Regions from separate parts of the Homo sapiens genome. Here all the other regions are linked to region 1. Evidence: chromatin contacts called from ENCODE Hi-C or POLR2A ChIA-PET data. All regions are on one chromosome and are shown on one strand. Each heading gives the region's core, a stretch centred on a gene start or an enhancer-like site at or near the end of the contact. The rest is flanking DNA. Distances are from core to core; before and after follow the strand shown.

Region 1 (5,259 bases), core at 774-3,273:
ATGTTTGAGATTCCCTACCTCATGGAATCTGGTGGATAAGCAGAGCCCATGGTCCATTACATAGAATTTGAAAATGCCTGATAGTGGTTTTATCAGCCTCTCTTGTAGAAGGAGCCAAGGCCTGTGGCCAAGGCTCCACCAGCCAGACACACTGGCCCACAATTTGAGTTAGGAACCAATGACTCAAGGACAAAGAGACTGAGAAAGCCCTCATAGGAGATGGCAGCAGCTGCAGAAAGATGGGGATTCCAAGGGTGCTGGTGACAGCGGGTTCCAGCAGTGTTAGTATCTGGGACGGTAGCATTGGTGACATAACCAGTGGCAGCTGGGGCAGCAGAGATCCCACCAATTCGTGCAATGCGTGCACTCTTCTTGGCTATAAACCACTAAGCCTTCCCAAACATTCCTGGAGCTGTCAAAGTCTACACATAAATCCTTCTTCTACTTAAACCCGCCAGAGTTCCTTGTGCCCTCATCTAAGAGCTGAACACAAGTAGTAACAAGTGCTCAATCAAAAGGAAAGCCAGACGAAGGCATGGAGAGTGATGAGAGGCTACCTTAGGTAGGTGGCCAAACTCAGCCTCTCCATGGATATGGCTTTTAAGTCTCTCCAGAAAGCCCGAGAGCAAGGCCACCTGAAGACCTGAGGGAAAGAACTCCAGAGAGAGGACACAGTGCAAAGGCTGGGCAGTGACAAGCTGGGGGGCTGAGGAATACCAAGAAGGCCAGTGTAGCCTGAGCTGAGACAGAAGCTAAGTCAGAAGGACAAGCCAGGGCCACAGTTGGTGAGGCTGGTTAGATTGTCGTGTGGAGTTTGAGTGTCATGCTGCGTGTGAGGGAAGCCCCAGCTGGTTTTAAGCAAGGTGACACGGTCTGGTAGTTGAAAAGATCACCCCGGCTGCTGTCAGAAGAATAGTCTGTAGCAAGACAGGAGTGGAAGCAGAAAGATCAGAGACTCTTGCAGAGGTTCAGGAGCCAGGTAGTATGGGTCTGATCCCTCTAGGCCGAGGGCGTTTGAGTGGCGGTGGTGGGAAGAAGAAAGATGAGGAGTAGATTTTGAAGGTAGAGCTGAGAAGCCTTGCTGTGTGTTAGATGAAGGGTGTGAAGGAAAGAGACAGTTCGGGACCGAGCCGCTCTCTGAGATGGGGAAGATGAAGAGAAAGGCAAGCTGGTGGGTGGAGAAGTCAGGATCAAGAGTTTGGCTTTAGATCTAGTGAGTGGGAAACACCAATGAGGTGGAGTGGAGACAGAGTCTGCAGGGGGATGTAAGGACCTGGATGAGGTGGGGGCGAGCTGGGCGCTGGAACTAAGTGTGTGGGATTCCTCGGCACGGGGAGGAAATGTACAGCCATGAAGCTCAATATGCTCACTCAGACGAGAGTGTGGTTCGAGAAGGGGGCTCAGGACAGAGCGCTGGGGAACCAGGGATGAAGAGATCACAGCGAGGAAGAGAATCCAGCTAGGGAACTGCAGGGCGGGAGGAAGAACACAGACTACGGCGTCCTGGAAGCCAAGAAAAGAAAACAGGGGCCTTGGCAATGACCCTAGGCACTTCCAGAGGATGCTTGTATCAAGCAGGTAAGGGGACTGGGGCTCCCAGAGGATGGGCCACCCCGTTTCAGTGCATGGCCCGGCGCCTCTTTAGAAGAGGAAGCCCCTGGATTCCAGAACGTGCTGGCTCCACCCAAGGCAGACGGCAGTGAGGCCACACACTATTCCCAGCCCCTTTCTCTCTGAAAAGAGCCCTTTGTAACTTCTTTGAGAAGGAAACACCTCCGTCAGGGGAGGAACATTATTTGCTTCCTGTTAGAACAGACTTTTACTTAGGATCAAGCTCGGTGTCAGCCCCATCCCCACAGGGAGCAATAAGGGAAAGAGGAGGGAGGGGGCCGCAGACACTCACTTGTGGGGGCTGGTTTCGCAGGAACGGCTCCGGAGAGCTTGAAGAGGGGTAGGCTGCAGGCCCACAGCCGCAGTCTCTCTCAGCTAGAAACCCTCCTCCCTCCTCTGCCAGCCTGTCCTCCCCGGGCTCCGTTCGAAAGGCCTGGGAGATAGGGAGAAGGCTGGTCAGCCTGGGCGGTTAGTGGCTGGTTTAACACTTCCTTGCCTGCCAGCCCTTTCCCAGGAAGACTACAGCCAATCATTCATTCATTCAAAAGCTCTTTGCCAAGCACCTACTCTGTGCTAGGTCTGTGCCCAGCATGGGGACACAGTATTAGGCAAAAAAAAAAAAAACAAAAACCAGACATCCCCCATCTGCCCTGAACTTACAGTCTAGTGGGATAAATTAAACAAGGCACGCAAACACCTCTACAGCCACAAATGTGATAAGGCTCTAAGTGAATATCGCACATGACAGTGGCCCTGCTGAAGGCCAGGCAGAGGTTCCTTCTTGAGGAAGGACGTCTCTGAATCTCCAGAAGCCAATAGAATCTGTAGCAGCAGAAGAAAGGGTCAGGTTTCTAGAACTGCCCACTACGACTTTAGAAGCTGACGCATCTCTGTTATGCCGCGGCTGCGATGTTTTAAGTCCCCAAAGCCCAGAGCACATCGTGGAGCATGGAAGTGGTTCACTGAGAAGCTGAATCTAGTCCTGGGGCTGCTGGTGTGGAGGGTGTGTTCCGCTCTTGGGGCAGCAGCAACAGGTGCCGTGAGAGGCTCAGAGCTTTTGAAGCAGAAATGGCAATACTCTACATCTTCAGCAAATATTTGGGAGTCTTTTGTTAAAAGAAGAGCAGAATAAATATCTATGCCTCTTGTAAAACCCAAAGGAAAGCTCTCAGATAGGCTTCTTTAGGGCTATGACTATCTCTGCAGCTTCACTATACTGAGTTAAGTCTGTAGAGCATCTGTAACCCTAGGCATGTGTGTCCACAACCTCCACACGTACACAAGGACACTCCTACAGAGGACAGGCCGTGCGGACAGTTAGGGGAGGACAGTGGAGGCCGCTTCAGTTCACTTCGGTGCTTTGGATTCAAGTGTTTTTCTGTTTCATTTTCTGGGTAGCTGATTATTAAGCTAAACACTCCTTTGATGGTTGAAAATACATTAGTCCCTTTTCTTGCACGAATCTAATTCACCAAAGCCTATTAAAGTGCTTTTGGACCAATGAGGAAATTTAATGCTCAAGTATTTTATTCTGAATTCCAATTTTCCTTGTGTTATGATTTTACCTATAGGTGGTTGGGTTGATTGTATGGTAAAGATGAAAAAAAGCATATTTGGAAAGAACATGACAATTCTCAAGGTGTTTATACTACTTTACTGTATTTGATCCTTGCAACTGCCATGTGAATTAGGCAAGAAATATTTCAGTTTTACAAATGAGAAAACTTCTGTCCTGAGACATTAAGTGATATACTCAAAGGTCATATAATAATTTGTTTTGTTTTTATCTTGACTACCATACTCCTCTATACCACCTTCAGGACTCTGGAAGTCAGATATATGTGAGTTTTTTGTCAACTAAATTCATAGTTGTCTTAATATTCATCCCTTGCTAAAATTAAGGTGCAGAAATAAAATCTGTCTAATAGAGAAATATAAATCCATCTTTTGTCTGGATAATCAAATTTTACTATATTTTGTTTTAATCCTGAGAATGAAATTTTACAAATAGCTCAGGAGGTTTTCCCTAGAGTTCCAAATAAAAGTGTGTGGATCATATACACGTTCTGCTTAATCACATGACGGTTCCAAATTTTTAATTTCAATCCTTCATTACGATGAAAATTTTTGCGTTTTTTTTCCACCAGCTCTTTGTTTTGTTTTTCAATGGCTCAGGAAAGGAGAGGGGTGTGGGAGACTCTGTCTCTTTTGACAATCACCAGCGCCATCTACTGTCAAGAAATAAAATCGTGACTCATTGTTAACGCGTCAATGAACATTAGGGCTTAAAGAGGGAAAGACAATTTTATACCCCAGTACTTACTGATAAATATAAGTTCATGTACACATATTTTTATCTTATATTATTGTATTCTTAAGCAGCCTATAGGGAGAATACAATGAACTTAATATATAATTATTTATGTAATTCTTAAGAGCACTAACTTTGGAAGAGGATAAAAATGGGGTGAATTTCAGCTAAACCACTTAATAGCTACGTGATTTCTCTTACCCTCAGTCTTTTCATCTGCAAAATATGAACAATTATACTTAGAAGGTTGTTTTCTTGATTAAATGACATATGTAAAATTTACCCCAAAGCTAGCAGATCAAGGCAGCTATTGTTATACGACATTTATGGAGCACACGCTGGATATCAGCCTCTGCTGGGGGCTTGCTTCACAGCAATCCTGTGAGCTGGAGAGGCTCTGAGCTAGCAAGTACTGTGTCCAAGATTACACAACTAAATGAGAAGCATTTTTAAGTCCAATTTTCCATCTGATTTCAAAGTTGTTATCGTTTCTGCTATCTCACAGAGCATGGCTATGAATCCCCTTCTGATACATATCTGTGAAGGTTCATTTTAGGCCCACTAGGGAAGATCTGCTTTTCATATATTTATATGGGCTCCATCCTTTGTGGTCTGATGTGTGTAGCTCATTGTAGGGATGTGCCAAGTTTGCCTAACCACGCTATAGTTAAGAAAGTAACTTCAGGAAGACTCAAAGGATTTTATATGCAACCCTGATCATAACCCAAGATGAAAAGGATGATAAACCTTTTCATCTTGGGTTATGATCTACCACCCTCACAGCATTTTATACAGAATTCTCTGATACTGTTACCTACCATGTGATCGATAGTTTTGTTTTTTCTTTTCTTTTCTTTCTTTCTTTTTTCTTTTTTTTTTTTTTTTTAACAAAGCTGTCTCTCTTTCTGGAATAGAATTCCTCAAGGGCACAACTCATGCTTGATAAATCAATGAATAGATGAATGAAAAGTGATTACGTATTATAATCCCAGTGTGAAGTGATGAGGCCTTCACAAGGCCTTTGAAGATAAGGACCGTAAATTCTCCCTACACCAGCACGTGGTGATTATCCATCTGAGATTTACTGACTTCAGTTGAATCAAGTTGGCTAAAAGTTACCCTCAAGATACTTCTTTAAAGACAACCCACTTCAGAGTGCCAGTCTTTCCTCCTACACTAAATCCAAAGAGAATTTTTAAAATTCAAATTTATTCTCTAGAGAATTTAAGATTTTCTTGAGATTCAACAATAATAACAATTATAAACAGATAAAATGCATATATAAGTCACAAAATTGTATTGCTAAAGTGGATTTTATTTTTATTTGAGATGGAGTC
Region 2 (5,259 bases), core at 1,228-3,727, 350 kb before region 1:
GTATATTGTTAAACACAGTGTAATAATATTTTGTTAAGGATTCTTGAATCTACCTTTCCCCTTACTTTCCTTCTATATTTTTGTTTTTGAGAGGTTTTAGTTTATTCAGTGGGAGGGATGCCCTGGAATGGGCCTTTGGTGCTACATACTGGAAGCAAAATGTGTACTTTTTTAAAAAAGTAAAATATTTAAAAATGATTCTGTAGGTAAATGTGGGTTGCTTATTGGCCAATGTTGCCAGCTAATTCCCTTAAATATTGAGGGAGAATAAACTTTTTACAAAATGTAATATAAAATTCTTCATTTATATGTCTAGTAGGATTCCAGTAGGACCATCCACTTCCCTTTATAAGTGTTTAGAACAAAAGACTTGTGCAGTCAGATTGTAATATGCTTTAGGAAGGTAGACGTTTTTGTTGCTAGTTCATTATTTTATGACTAAGGAATTTTGAGATATATAAACTCTTCAACTTCCCAATTTGGGCTGTATTCTTATAAGGTATCAATTCCAGATTAGCACAGAAACTTCGTCTGCAATGAAAATTTGCTAAGCAAGTTGAAGTTCATTCAGTGCTAGCATGCTTGAGGAATTATGAAACATCAGACTGTGTTGCTACTGGAGATGGGGGTGGGGTTGTCTGAAGATTTTACTTAAGGTTAAATGAAGTTTTTGGACTTTCAGATAATTATTCGAATCAGAGATAAAGATATCAGCTAGAGAACCTTGTGTGCCTCCTTGTACACTGTTGAAAGAGAAGTCTGAAGAAATGTGAGCGTTTCGGCTAAGGTGCCAAAGCCTAGTCAAGGAAATCAGGAAGTGTAGGGGAAAATGCATGGACTTTTGAATCAGATGAATGTGGATGGTATTACTGGGCTTTATCCCTTACAGGCCATGTTTTCGTTTTGGAGACTTCAACTTTTGAGCCTCAGTGTTCTTAATATCTACTTACAAAGATCTCTGTGAAAATTAAATAAAAATATATGGAAAGCCCTTTGCATATAGTAGCAATGAAATAGATGCTAATTCCTTTTTTTATAGGTCAGTATTTAAAATATTGAAACAGTATATTCACCGTTTTTTGAAAATTACTTTTAAAAAGCCAGATTTTTTTTGACAGATCATTTTTCTTCTATGTATGTTGTTATTTAAGCAGCATTCTTAGTCTCTCTCTCTCTAGACTGGAAGCTCCAGGAAGACAACAAACTTGTTTATCCGGCTTATGGTTGTATTCCCAGATATTAGCAGAGAAATTGGTACATCATAAGCAATGATGTTTATTCCCTGAGTGATGAAATGTTGTTTGCAAGTCGTTCCTATACAACTGTTGGTCTCTGGAAAGCTTCTTAATTGCTTATTTTTCCCCAAGAGAGTCCAAGATACCAGAGTGCATTGCAGTCAGCAAAGGCTACAAAAATGAAAAAACACACAGATGGCCAGAGGTGGTCCAACTCATTCTTCTTTACTCCAAAAAAATAACTCCCCAAATAGAATATTTTCGAAATTTAGGGATAGGGATATTTTGCCTTGTGGGGTGGCTAATAGTTAAGCCAAAAAAAAAAAAAAAGTCTTGGTTATGAATGTTGTGGCTATCAGCTTTTTTTTTATTTGCTTGACAAAGAATTCCTTTCTTTACTATAAATTTCTTGACTGTTTAACATTATAAGAATACCTGATGTACAATACAATTAAAGCTAAAGCCCCTTCTGAAAAGTTGATAGCTATTGAGATTCTGACTATTTAAAACATTCAAAAGAGGCTTTAAGTGATCACATGTAAATTAGATCTCTACAGAGGTGACACGAGAATAAAAAACTGCTTATGTACAGTGATTGAAACCCAGCAGTCTCCTTTGAGAGGCACAGAGAGATGATGATGGTGGTTAGTGTAGCTAGCTGGTTTCTTGACTAGCATGTTAAGCCAATTAATAAAGGTACACCTGGCATCTGAGTATTTTCCTTCCAATTTTTTTCTTTCGAGAACAAGTATGTTTAAGAAAGCTAGAAAGAAAGAAAAAAAAAGGGAAAGAAAAAGCAAGGCAGCTCATTTTATTTTATTTTTTTCATGATTTGTTCTTAAAGTTTTCTTTTTAGAAAATAAATGCAAGAATGTTTTTGGAACCATCTGAAAAATGTGTGTTTCTATTTCCAGTAGGACTTGAACCAGGACTGAGATAATTTTAAGTTTAACTGACAGCTCTTAAGCAGAAATGCTAAACCTTCAAATCCTCAGTCCTCTCTGCAACTGGAGTTTTCTTTAAGATTGTCAAATAAATATGTTTGGGGAAGATGGTAATTAAGTGTGAACAGATGGTTGTTTTTAGCTGAGATATTAAGTCTCAGTGTTTAATAGAATGATTTGCCCTGTTGGAATCAGTGGGTGTGATGTAGTTTACTGGCTGGCAAGACATCAAGTTTGTCAAAGCTAATTGGGAACCATGATAGAGATTCAAATTCCTTATATGGTTTTTAGGACTGGGGAAGTGTTAGAGGAAGATTACGACACTGCTACTCCATGCCAAAACGTTACACTACGGCTCTGCAGACTGAAGATTGCCTCACAAGCAGAAATATACTCTTTCCAACAAACACTGGTGGAATGAAAAGGACATTGGATTCCTGCTTCCAGTTACTGCTTGCCCTTCCCTGACTTTGTGACCTGAGGCAAGTCCCCAAATCCCTCTGGGCCCCAGTATCCTCATTTTTCAAATGGAGGAGGGTTAGAATTAAGATGCAATCATGCATCCAGTTGTTTTCCAAAGCATTGTCCAGCTAGGGAAGTGGTAGCACGTGGTGACTGAGAGCTTCCCCGATCCTTTTAGATCAAAGAACACTTCTATGCCTTTGTGCAACTGGTGTGCTGTGGGTACAGGTACTTTTACATCCTCTAGTTAGTGAGTGCAAAGTACTCTTGGAAGCTCCCAAGCACTCAAGGTTTCAATCTGCATTCTTCTCCTCTATATGCACTTTATATTTCAGGTTTTATAGTTTGAGGATTTGAAAGGTAAGAAAAGTGTGAGCTACAGATTTTGGAAGAATCCAGGAGCTGAGCTCATAGCTAAGAACATGTCAGGGGTGTTAAGCAGCTCTGAAGTATGTAACAAAGGCCATTTAGGTCTCAGGAGGCTGCCACCAGAACACTACCCGCCCCTCTAGCCCATGCCAGCCAGGTGGGGGACAGGTGGAAAGATGGAGATGTGGACAGCATCAGAGATTTTTCAGCTTTCATATGCCACATACTCATGCTATGTTTATGCACACACACACATACACATGCACACACACGATTTAAATAAAGGTTTTCACTGAAAATCTTGTGGTTAGATTGTGCCTTAAAGTTTTTGGTTAGCCCAAGGGATAGATGCTGTTGTGAGGGCAATTTCACAGCAAAGAAAATATTTAATGAAACTCCTTACCTGGGGAGCCCATAGAAAGAAGGGGATATGACCTCAACACTCTAAAATATAAAACTTTACTCTTCAGAAACAATTATCTTATTTCACTGAAGGAGAAGGCAGGCCATGTCTTCACAAGCCCAGGGTTTGCCAAGTGGATAAATTCCCTGGGAAAATGGTGCTTCTGATCATTTTTGTCCCCAGTGTCTAAGGCTTATTATTGTGAAGTATACATTCCCGGCAAGCATTGTCAGGAGCTAGGTCTGTTGTTTAATAAATGAACACTCATGGACTTGGAAGCAGATGGCAGCTCCCCTGAGAGGAAGTGGGAGATTTGGGAGAGGACAGCAGCACTGCCTCACTCACAATCCCTTATTTTGGCGGAGGAAAGTAAGGGCTCTTCAGGGTATGTTTCTACCTTCTCATGGCTGAAATCCGATGAGGCATTGGACCTCCTCACGCAGAGTCTTTGGATGCTTCTGTCTGAGCCTGAGCAGTGGGCCAGATGGACTATCGGTCTGCCTCAGGTGGTGTTTCTTATGGTTTCAATTAGACCTGAATCTATCAAGTGCATTGCAAATGCCCAGAATGGGGCAAGGACAAGCCACCTTTCCAGGAGGCATTTTCTGTCCTCATAATCAATGTCAAAACACTTCTTGCCTTGTATACAATCCATCTGGCTGGTAACTGAGCCCAAAACTTAGAAGTTCCTCTTAGTTTACTTTAGAGAAAGATTTCTCCATTCTACACCCTGTTAGTCTGTCCATGGGGCTGCACGGTAGCTTAGGTTATGGGAGGGATTGCAAAGATTTTCCATTTGGAAATCTGAGATGATTGGAAAAATGAATGGAAAAAAATCAGGCTTCCAGAATTTCATTTCTACCAAACAATCATCTATGTAAATTATTCCCTGTGACTACGTGTCCAATGTATCAAAAGCATCCAGATATGGTATGGAAACAGGATTGACAATCTTACCAGTTAAAAATAGATATAGATAAAATGTATGTTTTATCTGTATATCTCATGATGTGCTCTTTTATTGAGATTATCTTAAATAATTACATATTGTAATGACTAAACAACAAAACCAAAAGCTGGGTGTGGCAGAAAGCACCTATAGTCCCAGCTATTTGGGAGACTGAAGCGGGAAGATTGTTTGAGTTCAGGAGCTTGAGACCAGCCTGAGCAATATAGCAAGACCTCCATCTAAAGGTAAATAAATAAAATGAAATAAAAGAAAATAAAATAATAAATTTAAAAATTAAAAAAACAGTTAAAACTTTAGTTTGAAACATACACAGGTCCACTGTCATCTTTACTCATGGTTGCTGATGTTCTAATTTTCACATATATTCCATGACTGCATCCTTTGTGTCTTTCAATCTCGTATCAAATGTCCCTCCTCAGAGGTCTTTCTGACTACTTTAACAAAACCCCCAGCTAAAAAATCTTCACCTCTAGTCCAGAGAACAACTGGACAATTACGGCAGAAGACCACAGTGTGTGTCTTTTATTCCTTTATTCTTAAAATAACAGAATGCTCCAATTTGTAGCCAGATACTCAACTGCTCAAATAGATACTACACTTCCCAGATGGCCTTGTAATTGTTGTGGTCACGTGACTAAGTTTGGGCCAATGGGAAGTGAGAGGAATGAAAACACAACACTTATAGTCATCTTCTTATTGATGCACCGTGTGTCCTGGTCATCCTTTCTTGCTTTCCCACAGGCTGGAATGTAGACATGGTGCATGTGAATTGCTCCAGATGAGTGCACTGGATGAGTATACCACTCTGGGAGATGAACAGGGAGACGGATAGCACCTTGGTCCTTGGGGACCCCTGTAGATGCAGCACCTTCCACC
Region 3 (5,259 bases), core at 1,845-4,344, 310 kb before region 1:
GGATGAATGTGTGCACAGAGGTTGTTTAAAGCAGTGAAACTTCTCTGTATGATGCTATAATGATGGATACAAGTAATTATAAATTTTTCAAAACCCACAAACTGTACAATACCAAGAGTGAACCCCAGTGAAAATTATGGGCTTTGGGTGATAATTGATGCAGGTCTATCAGTTGTAATAAATGTACCACTCTGGTGTAGGGTTTTGATAGGCTGTGCATGTGTGGGGGCAGGGAGTATATGTGGACTGTCTGTGCTTTCTGCTCAGTTTTGCTGTAAACCTAAAACTGCTCTAAAAAATAAAGCCATAGCTGAGCATAGTGGCTCCAGCCTGTAATACCAGCACTTTGGGAGGCTGACATGGGTGGGTCGCTTGAGCCTAGGAGTTCCAGACCAGCTTCAGCAACATGGTGAATCCCTGTCTCTACAAAAAATTAAAAAAAATTAGCCAGGCATGGTGGCTTGTGCCTGTAGTCCCAGCTACTCAGGAGGCTGAGGTGGGAGGATCTCTTGAGTCTGGGAGTTTGAGGCTGCAGTGAGCCACGATCACACCACTGTACTCCAGCCTGGGTGATAGAGCGAAACCTTGTCTCAAAACAAAATTAAAATATAAAATAAAATAAAACCATAAAAATAAATTAAGATCGCTCCCTTCTTGGCTGTATATGGGATGTTATTAAATATGTAATAAATTTGTAATATCCTTAGAGAACAAAGAGAAAGAAGCTTATCTTACTATTGAGTTTATTTGGATTCAGCAATGAAAGTAAAGAGAATTGAAATCTCTGAGGGGGAGTACTTAGGAAAAAGTAAACAGAACATAACTAGCCTGACAAAATAGAGGAGAAAAGAGAAAACATTTACACAGTTACAGATGGCATCTTTTAATTAGGTGAAGTGGTAAGCCAGCCCAATGCATTCTCTGTCCTCCTCTGCTCTGTGCCCCAAGAGACTGGCCTCACTGGACTCTATTGCCAAGATCCCTTGCACTTTGGTTTGCAGTTGGATTTGGCTAGTGGAGGAAGGTCACATGGCCACTTGTTGTCACACCCCCTTGCCCTGGCACTGTCTTAAGAGCAGCCATGTTCCTCTATGGTCACAGAGTCTGGAGGGCTTTCTTCTTCTATGGTGGCTGCTCTTACCAAGCTCTGATAATATTATTTCCTGTCCCCTGCCTCTTTAGGCCTAGTGATAGTAGTGGCTTCTTGCCGCTGGTAGTTTTTGGGTTCCTCAACACCCGCCGTGGTTCCCTTAATCCTGGCCACACCTCTGTGAAGGATCCCACCACTAAAAATGTCCTTCAAAATCCCAGCTGAATGTGCTGTTTCTTTCCTGCCAGGATCCTCATTGACACACGAAGGAGCCAATTACGTTACTGAAAGATCCAGAAACTGCAATGAAATAACCTAATCTGGTTAATAGTTTTATTATGTAGAAAGTATTTGCTTTCTACATCTATCCACGTCTTAGAATTATACGACCTGCTTACTTTTGCTTTTTGTATTATTTGACAGCAAGTGCTCCTGTAACCTTCTTTCAAGACCTTTTGATTAGAGGAGATTATTTTCAGTTTTTTGCCAGAGTGGACTCTGAACCATTCTTTCCTTATTGGACTCTTGTCGAGCTGACACTTGCTGTACACATTCCACAAAGGCCTTGAACCTGGCCTCTGACCTCCTGAGATCCTTGGCAGTGGCTACTTTTGTTCCACCTGCACCTAACCATGCCATGTCGGGGGGATTTTATGCTTTGAAGTCTGGATTCAGCAACTCTAAGCTGGCTGTAGGAAATTAATTATATGGAAATAAAGTTGAAACCACAAAATCACCTGCTAACCAAAATTTGCTAAAATGAAATTTCCTTAAAACACCAGTGTTAATTCATTCCTCAGATGCATGCCAGGTGTGACAAATGAATCCTCTATGCTGTGGAGGTTGACAGATTCAGACTTTATGGAAAGAGGAACTATAGCCAATCCCAAACCTGGGTCCTTTCCAGAAAAGAAAGCTGTGCCTTCTGGCACAAGACCAAATTACCCAACCTGGGATCTGTTTGTAGGATTTTGTCTTATTAATTTTTATGGCATTTTGCCTAAAACAAAGGGCACACACAAAAAATCTGTATTTGGTTGATGTTTCAGATGAATGGAAGTTTAAATTAATAGATTAAAATCCATCCTTAGAATTCTAACACCGTCAAGATGTGGCTGGTTAATAGGTAATTTAATGTAGCTAAAAGAATAAAACTTGTTTAAAAACAGGAGGCTCTATTTTCCAAAACAAATTTTGGTGGTCACTAGTGTTAGTTACGAATTTTATCTCTCTTCTTCAGGATTGCATTTCCTGCCTCTTTGAGATTAGGCATGGCCACATGGCTTGCTTTGGCCAATGAAACGTGAGAGAAAGTGTCAGGTGTCAGTCCTGGGTGAAAACTTTATGCATGAGTGTGCTATGAGTCACACTTTCTTTCTTTCTTTCTGATGTTATATCCAGAAAGGCTTGTGATAGTGGCTACTGCATTGGCCTGAATCCCTGAGTAAGGGCCAGGGAAGTAGAGTCCCTGTCAACCCGAGGTGATCATGTAGCATGAATGAGCAATATAGCTTTGTTGTTTGAGGCCAGTGAAATTCTGGGATTATTTTTCCCCCATGTAACTGAGCCCATGCAGGAGTGACAAGTTCCTGATAACCTCATGCTAAAACACAAAAAGAATAGTCTCACAAAAATACTACATGAGGAATACAGTAGTCCCCCCTCATCTCTGGGGGATACATTCCAAGACCCCCTGTGAATGCTTGAAACATGGATAGTACCCAACCCTGTATATGCTATGTTTTTTTCCTATACATACCTACCTATGATAAAGTTTAATTTATAAATTAGGCACAGAGATGAAAAACTAATAAAATACAACAATTATAACAGTATGCTACCATAATCACTCTTGTGCTTTGGGGCCATTATTGAGTAAAATAAGGGTTCCTCAAGACAAGCACTGCAGTACAGTGACAGTTGATCTGATAATCTAGATGGCTACAAAGTGACTAATGGGTGGGGAGGCAGACAGCACGGATCCCCTGAACAAAGGGATGATTCACATCCTTGGTGGGACGGAGCAGGAAGGCTGGAGATTTCATCAAGCTACTCACAGCAGCATGCCATTTAAAATTCATGAATTATTTATTTCTGGAATTTTCCGTTTAATATTTTTGGACCACAATTGACCTCAGGTAACTGAAACTATGGGTAAGGGGGCCTACTATATTATATTTGGGAGTTGCATTTCTGATCAAGGACTAAGCAGCAAATAAACCTAACAATCATACATATGACCTGTAGGTGTTATAGAGAAACAATTTTACTTTAGAGTAGATATATTTATAAAATAGAAATTCAACAGCTATAAAATTTCATTATAATTTAAAAGTCTTTTTTATTTTTTTGAGACAGAGTCTCACTTTGTAACCCAGGCTGGAGTGCAGTGGTACGATCTCAGCTCACTGCAACCTCCACCTCCCGGGTTCAAGTGATTCTCCTGCCTCAGCCTCCTGAGTACCTGGGATTACAGGCATGCGCCATCACAACCAGCTAACTTTTGTATTTTTAGTAGAGATGGGGTTTCACTATGTTGGCCGGGCTGTTCTCGAACTGCTGACCTCAAGTGATCCAGCCACCTCGGCCTCCCAAAGTGCTGGGATTACAGGTATGAGCCACCATGTCAGGACATAATTTAAAATAGTCTTATGCAATGCACACTGATTCTGTAAGAAACCCCAACTATGCTGTGTCATTAGTTTTACCTTCCATAAATAATAGAATTTTAGAAACTTGATTTTGTTGTTGTTGTTTCTTTTTGTTGTTTGCCTTCCTTTCCTGAGCTTTGAGGAGCTCTGGTGGAGAGCAGGGAATGGAGGTGGCAGGAGGGGAAATGAGTTGATGCCTTTTTTATCTTATGACAAATATTCCTGCTAGGTTCTAAAATCATTCAAACTACTCTCAAAATTGCATTTGTCTGTTTCAAGAAGTCATGGCATCCAAATAGTTGAAGACCTCTTTGAGTATTTTCATTCTGCACACTTGTAGGGCGGGGATTCTTGAGTTGGATTTGTCTGGTCCACTTTCTTAGCAGGTTTGTTTTCCTCTTTCTTCTTCCCATTAAACAACAGTGGGTTACATTTAAGGTAAAGAAATTGGATCACAGAGTGTCCGAGGGCTGTGGGAAGGAGGGAGATAGTGGCCTTTGCACGTCTGCTTTGAGGATAATTTTGTGTATTTTTCGAAAAACCGTTCCGTTTATTTTTTAGCACTAGGTGGTAAAGACTTAGTTCCCACAAGCCTCCCTGAGTTGGTTCCTAGTTCTGGCAGCAGTGGCCTCTCAGGAAGTTACTAGAAACTTCAAAACAGCCAAAAGAGAGTCCTGAGTGTTCTTCAGTGAAGTACTAGGTTTAATTTTCCATGGGTTGCCTATTTTAAAACTATGCAGACAAGATTAACTTGTGGATTTTTTCCAAAAGAAGCTGCAAAAAATTTCTGTCTCATGGAAGAATCATCCCTGAAAAGTTTCTTGCCTGGTAAGACATGGACCAGTTATTTTTTTTAAATAGATACCCAGATTCTCAAAATTTTTTTAAAAAATGAGTCCTAACATCTTACTGTTTACCTTATTAATTAGTAAGTTAAATAAAATATATGAGTATTCTTTTTATATTTGTCTGAGAGTCATGATTGCAGCAAAGGCAGGCAGGGAAACTGCATTGTCCATCTTCATGCTGGACCATGGCAGAAATTTAAAGCCAACAAAGCCAAATTAAAAGCTGAATTTAAAGCCAACATTGATATATAATTCACATACCATAAACTTTACCTGTCTTCAGTCTTTTAGGACTGGAAGTAGTTTTCAAATGATCGAAAAACATTCTAGGAAGAGAAAAACTAAGCTATTCGAGGGCAGTTTTGCTCAGTGTCTCAGGACGGTAACATCACCCCTAGGTTTCTGATGGTCGTTGGATTAAGGAAGGTGTTTGTGAATCTTTGTTTCCCATAAATGTCATCAGGGCTCTGCTTCACACAGGGGTTGTATCCAACCAGAGCATTCTGTTTTATTTGGTCTGAGTTTGCTGATGTTCTGTGACAACCAGCTCCGGATGTTTTATAAACAATTAACCTGACAGTTTGATGGATGAGGGTAACATTTGGGTATCATCTGCACTACAATGAAAGACAGATGATTATTTTTGACAGAAACGATCACCACTCACAAT
Region 4 (5,259 bases), core at 970-3,469, 290 kb before region 1:
GATTAAAGATGAAAGACTGTCCCAGTCAGCTGTTTAGGCCATACACAGATGGAAGGAATCGGGGAAGGCAGGGTGTACACATTTGCCATGATACTCAGCCCAGATAATTTAATATGAATTTCCCCCCTTTGTTGGTGAGGGGTTGGGAGTGATAAGGTCGAAGGCGTAAGAAATCTTAAAGTATTTGTTAGTGCCGATGGTGTAACCTCTAATTCAACAAAGTACTGCACATAGGGTGTCCTTGTAGGCTTTGGGAAAATTTTAGAAGAGAAGGAAAGAGAGAGAGAGAGAGAAGAAAGAAGCAAAAAGAGAAGAGAGAGTGAGGGGAGAGAGAAAGAGAGAGAAAGAGAAAGGATTAAATGTTTCTGGCATGCTGAGAATGAAATCCCTATGGGGTAGACAGAATTTGACTGAGATAAGCCATCTTTTATGTTTCAAGCAAAAGTGAACAGAGTCCATACACTAAGCAGGTGTCAGTAGAAAGGAATTAGGTCTGTGTTTTAATTTTAAAAATTAATTTCCTCACCTTAGAATCCAACGGTGGAAGGAATTTTCAAACACTTTACATCTTTCTGCTTGCTTCCAAGCAGGCAACTCAGTCACACCCAGCTGTTCCTTTTTACTCACTGTCTTCTTGATTTCCTAGGTCTTTTTCATTTTTGCAATTAAAATGACACGATCACTTGGATAGATTAGTTGAAAAAATTAAAACAGGACAATGGCCATTCTAAATTGTACAATTGCTTGATTAAACATTGATTGAATAGTTTGTGGCTTATTCAGTTCATTCATATTTATTCTCCCTGACTTTCTTCCCTGCCAACTTTTGACTATCTTACTGATTTATGAAAGTAGAGAGGGAAAAAGAAGAAAACAGGTGAAATCATTCTGCTATTTGCTAAGTGATCTGGTAACTTTGGGGTAGGCAATGGTATTGAAAAGGTAGAATGATACATTTGTATTCATTCTTTCTCAAAATCATGAGAAGATTATTTCTAATTTGGGGATATCTGCCACCTCCTCCCCCAAGTGATAATAAACACACACACACACACACACACACACACACACACAAACAAACACACACACACACACACACACTCCTCAAATCTTCAGGTGGAACAGACTTGGCCCTACTATCTCAGCACCTCTTTGGCTTTTCATATTTACTTTCAGTTTATAAAGACACATGTGCTGTTTCCAATCTGCTTAGGGTTGGTGTTTCTGTTGGGAAAGTAAATGGCAAAAGGACCACATGACTGCCAAGGGTAAACACTGCTGAAGGCCACAGCTGCTGCTTAAGGGGGAAGGCGTGGGCTGGCTGGAAAGTTAAGGCAACATGAGGAGGAGAGGTTAGAGATGGGGTGAGAGAAGAAAGACCTGCCCCTCTCCACCTGCCTCTGCTCATTTCCTTCAGGAAACAGACACCAAGATGGAATTAGGAATGCAAAACGTTGACTAGGGGGTGATGCCTGTGAAGGATAAAGGGAGAGGGAGCAGGAACAGGTGGGACAAGTCTCAGACCATGATGCAAGTCTCACATCTGTAAAGGGAGAGCAGGAAGGAAGAAGAATCGGGCAGGTAGAGTTTCAGCCTGCAGGGCAGCTCTGAGAAAGTCTTGGCTAGGCTGATAGGGACATCCGAAGCAACAGTTTCCCAGTAGGGCAGGCATGCCCAGCCCTAGCAGACTCCTACCTCTGTCCCCTCTCCCCATGCTCAATCATTGGCTAGGAGCAGCTCTGGAGAAGCGTGGCCCTGGTATGGATGCTGTAATGGATCCCACAGCTGTGACAGCTGTAGGGTGGCAGATAACTACACTTCTCACTAAATATTATCTTTTTAAAAGTTGTTTATAGTTTTAAATTTATTGTTTATGTTTAAGGTGTACAACATGATATTTTGATATGCATATACACACTGAAATGATCACTACAGTCGAGCAGATTCTCTCTTAAAGGGAGATCTGAGCAGCACCTCCTCATGGATGCCACACCCATGAGTCTTATTATAATAGTAACGACACTTACAAAAGGCAAGAGAGGGCAGCATGCCTGGTCACATTGCTACCATTTACCCTCACATCGTATTGATCACAAGAGCCACAAAACTGAGTTATAGTTTCCTTTTAGCTCTTAAAATCCTAAGGCACCTTGCAAAAGTTAGCCTGACCCAGTTTAGTTTCTTCTAGCTGTCACATGTGGTCCAAAAACCATCTAGAACGATTTGCAGCATGCTGACTCAACTTGTCGGAGCCGGAAGCCCCTTGGCAGACACGAGAACTATCTCATCTCTCAGATCTGTGTGGAAAGGGAAATTGATTCACTGTTTTCATTCCTTTTTCTTTTTCTGAGGTTGCTTCTAAGTGCTGGAGGGTGTTGGCTTTTCTATGACTCAGAAGTATAAATCTTTTCCTAAGGTGAAAGATTAATTTTCAGAATGGAGGAAAAAATCCTTCCTAGTTTTATACTTTAAGTATGAGAATTGGTTACACAGGGGCAGTTGATCCAGAATGTTACGTTGAAGGGGGGAGATAGGAGCATGACTGAACTATAAACCAAAAGGGGGTTTCTAAACACCTCTCCGCAGGTAAATTCAGCTTTGGAAAGAGCTTTTCAAAATCATGAGGCTATGATAGTTCAATTTAGCCTATCATAAAAATCATCTGCTTATTTACTTTGACCAACACATTCATATCCCCTCCTTGTTTTCTGCCTCTCTGAGTCCAGAGAATGAAATTATCTTCATGTGAGTAATAAATTGGAGACTGACAAGTCAAAGACACAAAGGGACATGAAATTCCACCTGTGGATTAACAATTGGCCTCTCCCAGAGTTTAAACTTTTCCAGATGCAAATTCCAGAGTGGGATGAGATATTCCACAGTCGACATTTGGGACAATAGCACTTGTAGACACTCAGGGAATAAACATTATGTAGTTGATGCAGTCAGGTCTATTTCATTTCAGTAAGGAAGGTGGCCAAGCTTCCATGGTGAAGGGTGGTGAAAGTGGGTGTTGTGAAGATTGAAAACTATTCAGTTTTGCTGAAGACAGATTCTGTGTTTTAGATTTCCTGCTGTCTCACTAAGCTTTCCTGAGCTTCCTGGGGTCGGGGGCAGGGCAGAAAGCCTGTCAATAGAAAAGGAGACAGGACTTGTTAAGTTTATTTCAAACCCATTGCTTCACTTCTCATAAGCTATTTTCTACCCCTATTTTTTAAGATCAAGGTACAGTCATGCAGGGAATTTGTTCCAAGGCTCCAGAAGATCCCAAAATCCTGGGATGCTTAAGTCCCTGGTAGAAAATGGCATAATATTTGCATACAACCTATGTACATCCTCCCACATATTTAAAATCATCTCTAGATTACTAATAATACCTAATACCATGTAAATGCTATGTAAATGGTTGTTGTAGTATATTGTTTTTGATTTGTGTTATTTTTTATTTTCCTCTCCTCCCCACACATATTTCTATGAACAGTTGATTGAATCGGCAGATGGGGAACCACTGATATTGAGGGCCTTGGGTATATGGTCCTATCCTTTGTTCGTCACTGATTCATTCTTTTGGTTTTGTTTTGTTTTTTTGAGACAGAATCTTGCTGTGTTACCCAGGCTGGAGTAGAGTGGTGCAATCATAGCTCATTACCGCCTTGACCTCCTGGGCTCAAGTGATGGCATCCACCTCAGCCTCCTGAGTAGCTAGGACTATAGCTACCACACCTGGCTAATTAAAAAAAATTTTTTTTTTGTAGAGATGGGGGTCTTGCTATGTTGCCCAGACTAGTAAAAAACTCCTGGCCTTGAGCGATCCTCCTGCCTCAGTCTCCCACAATGCTAGGATTACACGTGTGAGTCACAGTGTCTGACCTGATTTCATTCTTAGTGATTGCATGGTGGATATCATGGCTTACAGTGGTTTTCATTTTTTTTTTTTAAGTAGTGGAGCTCTTGCTTCATAGAAATATAAAAGATAGAAAAGTGAGGATGGAGAGTCTGACTCTCTGTCTTGCCAGTTTCTGCTTTAGGCATCTCCACAGACACCCAAGACTTTATGGGACATAGCTTGAAAGTTACTCTTAAAGTGAAAAAAGGTGTTGAATGTGAGTTTAGGCCTAGAACATAGAGTCTAGTTCTAGTTCTATTATTATTTAGTTTTTGTAACCTTGTGTACATAACAATAGCAATAACGGTAGTAATAGAGTACCCTGTAAATGCTTATGGTTATAAGAAAGGTTGTTATAATTAGTAACTAGATATGGGGTCACAGAACTGGTTTGGTGACTCACCAGCTAAGTGAGCCTGAGCAAGTCATTTATAAGGGAGTTACTTTTTAAATTGTGACATGAGAAGGTTGGACTTGCTTCCCTCCAATCCGTTCTCCACTCTCTATCCAGAGTGATCTTTCTGAAATGTGAATCCGATCCATGTCCCTCCTTTGCATCCACCTGTTCGTTGGCTCCGCATGATGTCTAGGATAAAGCCTCCCTCTTTAGCATGACATATGGTTGTCCTTGCTCACCTTTCTTGAGTGGCATTTTCTTTACTCTTTCCCTGCCCCCACCATACACACCGTATGCTTGGATGCATACTCACTGAATAATGTGAAGCTGCTGTATGTGTTATGCTCTCTCTCACCTCTACATCTTTGCTCATGCTGTTCCTTATAACTGGAACAGACTTTTTCCTACCTGTCTTCTTTTCGCCTATCAGTTTCTTTCTCATCCAAACTGGATGTCACCCTCCAGAATGCTTTCTTTGATCCCCCCAAACTGACTTAAATGCTTCCTGTATGTTTCCCTTTAGCCTGTATGTTGTGTTGCATTAATAATTCCTGTCCTGTTCGGGTTTGCCCCAGTTGGCTGTAAGAAACTAGAAACTGTGCTTTAGTCATTGTCATATCCTGAGGCCTTAACACAAGCCCCCCTATAATGGATTCAAATATTTGTTAAATGAATTAAAGATTATTTGATTCTTCTCTGAATCTCAGCTTCCTCATTCCTTATATGAAACTAATATGTATCTCCCAGATTGTGATGAGGATTACAGGCACAAGATACGAGAAAAAGCTTGCTGACAGAAATCACTATACCTGTATAAGATAGGAGGGGAGGGCTTGCCTTACTTTTTGGTCTGTAGTTTCCTCTATACAAGTGTTTGGTGAACTGTGACCTACAGGCCAAATCTAGACCACCTCCTGTTTTTGTACCACCCATGAGTTAAGAATGGCTTTTAGATTTTTAGGTAGTTGGATACAAT

Evidence for each region. Hi-C counts contacts between places; a loop is a spot of excess contacts on that map. ChIA-PET counts read pairs that join two places held with the same protein, here RNA polymerase II (POLR2A). Pooled maps may share reads with other maps.
Region 2: a loop to region 1 is called in a pooled map, with 2.0 times the contacts of the local background. The contact joins the enhancer-like site here to the promoter of PIRAT1 in region 1. A Hi-C loop is called at or near these places in 6 of 168 maps with a recorded cell type or tissue (aorta, endothelial cell of umbilical vein, heart left ventricle and 2 more), 2 of 37 single-sample maps with no recorded cell type and 13 of 50 pooled maps. POLR2A ChIA-PET finds 5 or more read pairs at or near these places in 2 of 52 experiments (WTC11 and activated CD8-positive, alpha-beta memory T cell).
Region 3: a loop to region 1 is called in a map of right cardiac atrium, with 2.0 times the contacts of the local background. The contact joins the promoter of LINC03063 here to the promoter of PIRAT1 in region 1. A Hi-C loop is called at or near these places in 3 of 168 maps with a recorded cell type or tissue (Caco-2, posterior cingulate gyrus and right cardiac atrium), 11 of 37 single-sample maps with no recorded cell type and 7 of 50 pooled maps. POLR2A ChIA-PET finds 5 or more read pairs at or near these places in 2 of 52 experiments (SK-N-SH and activated T-cell).
Region 4: a pooled map shows a loop between it and region 1 (3-fold over the local background). The contact joins the enhancer-like site here to the promoter of PIRAT1 in region 1. A Hi-C loop is called at or near these places in 1 of 168 maps with a recorded cell type or tissue (Caco-2), 8 of 37 single-sample maps with no recorded cell type and 12 of 50 pooled maps. POLR2A ChIA-PET finds 5 or more read pairs at or near these places in 1 of 52 experiments (IMR-90).

The regions. Positions count from the first base shown.
Region 1 is chr2:37,873,840-37,879,098 of GRCh38, forward strand. PIRAT1 (PU.1 (SPI1) induced regulator of S100A8 and S100A9 alarmin transcription 1) reads right to left here and starts at 2,024. Exons shown (of 4, transcript NR_110012.1): 1 at 1,904-2,024.
Region 2 is chr2:37,521,499-37,526,757 of GRCh38, forward strand. No RefSeq gene overlaps it. Among named protein-coding and RNA genes, the nearest start is that of LINC03063, 38 kb to the right of the region's middle. Within about 2 kb of position 2,478, at least 10 of the 41 ENCODE cell types and tissues checked have a DNase peak (open chromatin) inside an H3K27ac peak, as active enhancers do.
Region 3 is chr2:37,559,392-37,564,650 of GRCh38, forward strand. LINC03063 (long intergenic non-protein coding RNA 3063) reads left to right here and starts at 3,095. Exons shown (of 2, transcript NR_187223.1): 1 at 3,095-3,228. RefSeq lists cis regulatory regions at 2,126-2,722, 2,880-3,238.
Region 4 is chr2:37,584,137-37,589,395 of GRCh38, forward strand. All of the region lies in intron 1 of LINC03063 (long intergenic non-protein coding RNA 3063), which reads left to right. Among named protein-coding and RNA genes, the nearest start is that of LINC03063, 24 kb to the left of the region's middle. Within about 2 kb of position 2,220, at least 30 of the 41 ENCODE cell types and tissues checked have a DNase peak (open chromatin) inside an H3K27ac peak, as active enhancers do.